2 separate regions of the Homo sapiens genome follow, and region 1 is linked to region 2. A link is an interaction called in ENCODE POLR2A ChIA-PET data of the cell type or tissue named here. Cell type or tissue: B cell. All regions are shown on one strand. Each heading gives the region's core, and the rest is flanking DNA. Links, peaks and the distances in the headings are about the cores only.

Region 1 (2,902 bases), core at 309-2,808, 600 kb before region 2:
AGTCAGGCTGGGGGTGGGGGGAGCTTCATGTTCCAAAGGAGAGATGATTCTTTCTTCTAAACAGGAAATGGTGACCCGCAGGCCGGGAGCAGCCCTTAATGACTTGCAGCTTTCCTCCCAAAAGGAAAAAAAAAAACGTTCTCTAACAATCGCCAAATTGTGGCCTGCCTCCCTGAAGGGAAGTTAGGGAGTTGGGGGGATGGGGGTTGGGCATCCATGAGCTGAAGGCCTACTGTGTCCTGGGTCCCTGCGGGTCCCTCTAGGTCGTCTCCATCCACCCACAGTAGGTGCTGAATGAATGATTTCATGACTTCACATAATCCCTGGGGGTCGGGCCTCCGGAAAATGAGGCACAGAGGTGGGCTTGCCTGAGGTCACCAAGCCCGGCCCCTCAGGTCATCCTGGGAGTTCGGTAGGCTGGGCTCATGCCGCTGACTCTCAGGGCACCTGGAGCAAGGCTCTCTCCCTCTGGGGGCCCCAGTTTCTGTGTCTATAAAACAGGGTGACAGTAGTGCCTTCCTCTCGGAGACTGTACAGAGGCATTCATTCATTCAGGGGTTTCGAGGGTACCATATGTGCCAGGCCCTGGGGTTACACCCGTGAACAAGACAGGCCATCCCTGCGTTCATGGGACGTATGTTCTGGTCGGGGAGAGAGAAAGCAAACAAGTGATTAAATAAACAAGCCGCTTTTCTACAGTGATGGTGCCAGGACAGAATGAAAGGGTGCCAGGCACTAGAGAACAACGGGGTGGGGCTCCCCAGGCCAAGGCAGTGAGAGCCCTGGAAGAGCTGAATTCCAGCCCGGACCTGAAGGAGGAGAAAGATGCCGGCAGGGAAGGATCTGGGGGAGGGAATAGCAAGCCTGCTGGAATGTGCTGCCCCCATGAGAAAGACCAGGATGGCGGAGGGACTGGGAAGACAGGGTGGGAGAGGAGAGTGGGCCCAGCTCTGCAGAGCTTGTGGTGCTAAGCAGGTGGGAATTTTGTCTAAGCCCCTAGGGCAGCCACTGGGGCTGTAAAGCAGGAGAGTGCTGAGGCCTGCTGTTACCTTTCCTACAAAGATCTCCCTGGCTGCTTGGGAGAATGGATCTCAGGGGTCCAGGAGGAGAAAGACAAAGGCAGGGAGACCATGAGAAAGCCAGAGGGGGCCAGGCACCCTGGCTCATGCCTGTAATCCCAGCAATTTGGGAGGCTTAGACAGGCAGATCACCTGAGGCTAGGAGTTCGACACCAGCCTGGCTAACATGGCAAAACCCCGTCTCTACTAAAATAAAAAATTACCCGGGCATGGTGGGGCATATGCCTGTAGTCCCAGCTACTTGGGAAGCTGAGGCAGGAGAATCGCTTGAGGTCGGGAGCTGAGATCTCGCCACTGCACTCCAGCCTGGGTCACAGAACGAGACCTTGTCTCAAACAAACAAACAAACAAAAAAGGGCCAGAGGGGAGGGAGGGAAGGAAAGGAGGGAGGATGGTGGCCTGGCTCAGGGTGTTGGTGGCCTTGGAGATGAAGCCTGTATTTAAGAAACTTGTGGCAGTTGTGGCCACCCAGCCCATGGCCCAGCACACCTGAGCCCTAGTGGGTGACAGTTATTTAGTATTATTATCTGGGGAACTGGGCATGGTGGTTCACATCTGTGTAGTCCTAGCTATTTAGAGGCTGAAGTGTGAGGGTTGCTGGAGCCCAGGAGTCCAAGGCCAGCCTGGACAACACATCGAGACATTGTCTCTACAAAAAAATTTAAAAATTGGCCGGGCGAGGTGGCTCACGCCTGTAATCCCAGCACTTTGGGAGGCCAAGGTGGGGCAGATCACTTGAGGCCAGGAGTTCGAGACCAGCCTGGCCAACATGGTGAAACCCCGTCTCTACTAAAAATACAAAAATTAGCTGGGTGTGGTGTCATATGCCTGTAATCCCAGCTACTTGAGAGGCTGAGCACGAGAATCCCTTGAACTTGGGAGGCAGAGGTTGCAGTAAGCCGAGGTCGTGCCACTGCACTCCAGCCTGGGCTACAGAGTGACACTCTGTCTCAAAAAAAAAAAAAAAAAAAAAAAAAAAAAAGTCCGGGCTTGGTGGAGCACACCACCAAGGGGATGTTGGATCTAGTGGGGGTAGATACTATGAAGCTGAGAAAAGAATGGGGAAAGCCTCTATATTCTGATCCTGAGCAAACCCCAAAGCACTAAGTGAAAAAGAAATCACCGGCAGATGTGCTCCCTTCTGTGGGCAGAAGAGGGATGAAAATCATCAACACGTGATTCATTCTTGTTTGTATTTGCATACGGAGACTCTGGAGGTTAGGACAATATACTAACAAAAGTGGTTCCCTGGTGGGTTGCAGGAGGTGGGATTGGGGTGGACAAGGACTGGAGGGAGGGAAGAAGGGAGCCATTTTTTAAAGATTTTTAAGACGTTTTACTTTGAAATAATTGCAGCCTGACAGAAATTGCAAGAAACAGTAAACTGGAATCGTACATTCAGATTCTTCAATACGTTAACGTTTTATCATGGATACATCTTCCCTCTCTTCCTAGACATACACACACATTATTTAGTTCTGAACCATTTGAATTTTTTTTTTTTTTCAGATGGAGTCTCGCTGTGTCACCCAGGCTGGGATGCAATGGCGTGATCTCGGCTCACTGCGACATCTGCCTCCTGGGTTGAAGCGATTCTTGTGCCTCAGCCTCCCCAGTGGCTGGAATTACAGGCATGTGCCACCATGCTCGGCTAATTTTTGTATTTTTAGTAGAGACGGGGTTTCACCATATTGGCCAGGCTGGTCTCGAACTTATGGCCTCAAGTGATCTGCCCGCCTCAGCCTCCCAAAGTGCCGGGATTACAGGTGTGAGCCACGGCGCCCGGCCTGAACCATATGAGAGTAAGTTATAGACACAGTGCC
Region 2 (2,902 bases), core at 201-2,700:
ATTCCCTGTGCTGTAGGGGAGGAGTGTGCCCAGCTAGAGTCAGGACTGTGACTCCAACTCACCCTGAGTCAGACCGTGTTGGGTTCATCCCCATGCCCTGGGCCCCACACCACACCTGGATCAAAATCCCGGAGGCAGGGCCTGGGAATATGCATGTCAACAAGCAGTCCAGGTGGTGCTTGGAACATGACTGTCACCTTTCACTTGCTCCACAGAGAAAGGCAAATTCTGGGGAAGAACGCAGTCCAGCCAGCATTTCTAGATACCCTCGTGGGCCCCTGCCTGCCTCCCTTCCCATAAGGTTCATTCTTTACCCGTCAGGCTCTGGTGGGAGGCATGGAATCTGTCCCCAGAAAAATGCTCTGGCGGCCGGGCGCAGTGGCTCATGCCTGTAATCCCAGCACTTTGGGAGGCCGAGGCGGGCGAATCACAAGGTCAGGAGTTCGAGACCAGCCTGGCCAATATGGCGAAACCCCGTCTCTACTAAAAATACAAAAAAAGAAAATTAGCCAAGCGTGGTGGTGCACACCTGTAATCCCAGCTACTCGGGAGGCTGAGGCAGAAGAATCGCTTGAACCCGGGAGGTAGAGGTTGCAGTGAGCCATGATTGTGCCACAGCACTATAGCCTGGGCGACAGAGTGAGACTCCATCTCAAAAAAAAAAAAAAAAAAAAATGCACCGGCCCACCAAGTTTGCACGCAGCTTCAGGGCTCCACAGACTGCTCAGAAGGCCCCACGTGGAGGCCCCTTCTCGCCCGGTGAAAGGGCGGTGACTCGCACTGAAGCTGAGAAAGCTCCTCCGTCCGATGGCATGAAGACACAGAGGTGAAGACAGGGCTGAAATGAGGCCAGCTGTGGCCACCCTGAAGGCCCTGGAGACTCAATACAGCCTTTCTGTGGGAGGGGACGACAGGACAGAAGGGAACCCACCTATTTCCAGCTGTCCTGGGTACTTCCCTCTGACTCTGTGCTGGAAGGTTTTCTTGAGCTGGTTCAGCAGCGTCGTGGCAGGGCAGGACAGGACCCTGCCAGGCCCTGTGCACCCTCTCCACAGCTTCAGGCACCCCTTCGTCCGCGAGGCCTGTGGGATGACTGAAAGCCCCAGTTCAGAAACCTGAATGGTGACTCGGGGAGAGCACATGACAAGGACCCGAAAGGTTTCCCTCCACTAGGACCTGAGGGGGTAGGGAGGAGGGGACGGTGTGGCTTGATGCGAGGTCCCTTCCCTGCATTCCCATGTGACACGTGAGCAACTTTGGCTCTAAGCATCTTACCAGGGCCACCACCTGCAGTCCCCACAACAACCTGGGAGGGGCTGCTGTCACCAGCCTCTCCTTACAGACAAGGAACCTGGCCTTCTGAGGGGAGGTCCCACGGGGCAGAGGCACAGCTGGGATCACAGCTACTGTTTGACGGCACATTCTGCACCTTGAATGTGGCCTGGGGTTACCTCACTGAACCCCGTGCAGTGCCCTCCTCCTATGCAGATAGGGAAGCAGAGGCTCAGAGATGTGAATCATTTGCCTAGAGTCACACAGCTGACTGAAGAGTGTGCTGCAACTCCAGGACTTGTCTCCCTTACCTCCCCACAAAGAGTGTGTATCTCTGAGCCCAGCCCAGCCACAGCCTCCACTCTGGGCCCCGATTAACTCTGGCTATTAGGAAGGCAGAAGAGGCTCCCCGAGCTTTGATCCCGTCCCCGTGCCGCTCACATAGGCAGCCCCTGGGTGGCAGGCAGCTACTTACTCTCTTCAATGGATGTTGCCTTGCCGACCTTCTCAAAGTCAAGGACAGAAAGTGTCTCCAGAACGTGCTTTTGCTGTGCCACTTCTTCCAGGAGGCATTCCTGGACCAGCCTTGATAAATTAGGGGAGGCCAGTTTCTGGGAAGCAGCCCAGATGCTCCAGATTAGCATGGAACATGCCCACCGAGGTCAGCTGTTACGGCTGTGGCTCCCACCTGCTTGTGCCCATCTCTTCTGTCCCGGGGGCAGCTCCCTGACTGTCATTTGGGGATTCCCCTTTCACCAAGGTGGCTGAGCTAATGGGATGCAGGCTGGGCTGCCAGGGACCACCTTTGCCCCCAGAAGGAGGACCAACCTGCCTGAAAGTGAAGCCAACCCACATTGCAAAGCAGAACTGAGAGAGACCTAGTCCTGATAGCATTTGAACCCGTGCATCCAGCCGAGCCTGAAGCCTACCTCTGAGGCTTTCAGTACCATGAGCCGATAAATTTTCCTGTTGGCTGAGCCAGTTTGCATTAGGGTTCTGGCACCTATAAATGAGAGTCACCACCAAAGCCTTTGGTTTAGGGCTTGGCCTGTGTAAGAGCCACACGAGTATTCACCCAGACCCTGGTCTGCCTCTCTTCCACTGGGGAATAGCTTCAGTCTCACGGGCTTCCAGGATGCAGGTCTGTCACCCCTTCATGCTTCCCACCACCTTCAAGATGAGCCTTTGCAAAGAGGACTCCAAACCCCTGTCTGCCCCTCCCTGACAAGTCCCCTAGCCCAGCCACCTGCAGCAGAGCTTTGCAGACTTGGAGGTGTACCATCAGCAGCACGTCCAGCTCTGGGGCACCGGCTGTGAGTTCCCTGGATGACGCTTTCAGTGATGACGGTGGGGGCAGGGGCCGGTCCTTTCTGAGTTGAATTGAGAACTGGGTGACCATTCCAGTTAGCAGTTCAGCTCCCTCTGAGGGTGGGGGAACCCTCCCTTCCCAGCGAGCCCCAGGTCAGGAGGCCCACTCCAGGTCCCAGGAAGTTCAACTGAAGAGGAAGGGGAAAGGAACAAAGGGTGGCAGCAACTCGAAACAGAGCTGGGAGGTGTGGCCAAGGGCCTGGGGAAGGCAGGGCGGGCAGTCGTCTTCCAGGATGTCTCGTGGAGGTAGAAGAGAATTCCA

What was found. ChIA-PET counts read pairs that join two places held together with the same protein. Peaks named below come from ENCODE experiments on the same cell type or tissue, not always from the same donor. Only the 100,000 strongest peaks of a DNase experiment are listed, where the experiment ranks them.
Region 1: POLR2A ChIA-PET joins it to region 2 with 9 read pairs; 2 of 35 experiments call an interaction of 5 or more read pairs at or near these places.

What each region holds. Positions count from the first base shown.
Region 1 is chr20:49,989,684-49,992,585 of GRCh38, forward strand. No RefSeq gene overlaps it. Among named protein-coding and RNA genes, the nearest start is that of SNAI1, 8.2 kb to the left of the region's middle. RefSeq lists an enhancer at 1-731. In B cell, for the core only: no CTCF peak of the experiment used is centred there; no DNase peak of the experiment used is centred there.
Region 2 is chr20:50,593,622-50,596,523 of GRCh38, forward strand. RIPOR3 (RIPOR family member 3) reads right to left here. Exons shown (of 22, transcript NM_001290268.2): 15 at 2,519-2,642; 16 at 1,748-1,883; 17 at 932-1,093. Among named protein-coding and RNA genes, the nearest start is that of MIR645, 9.3 kb to the left of the region's middle. In B cell, for the core only: no CTCF peak of the experiment used is centred there; a DNase peak (open chromatin) is centred at 1,390.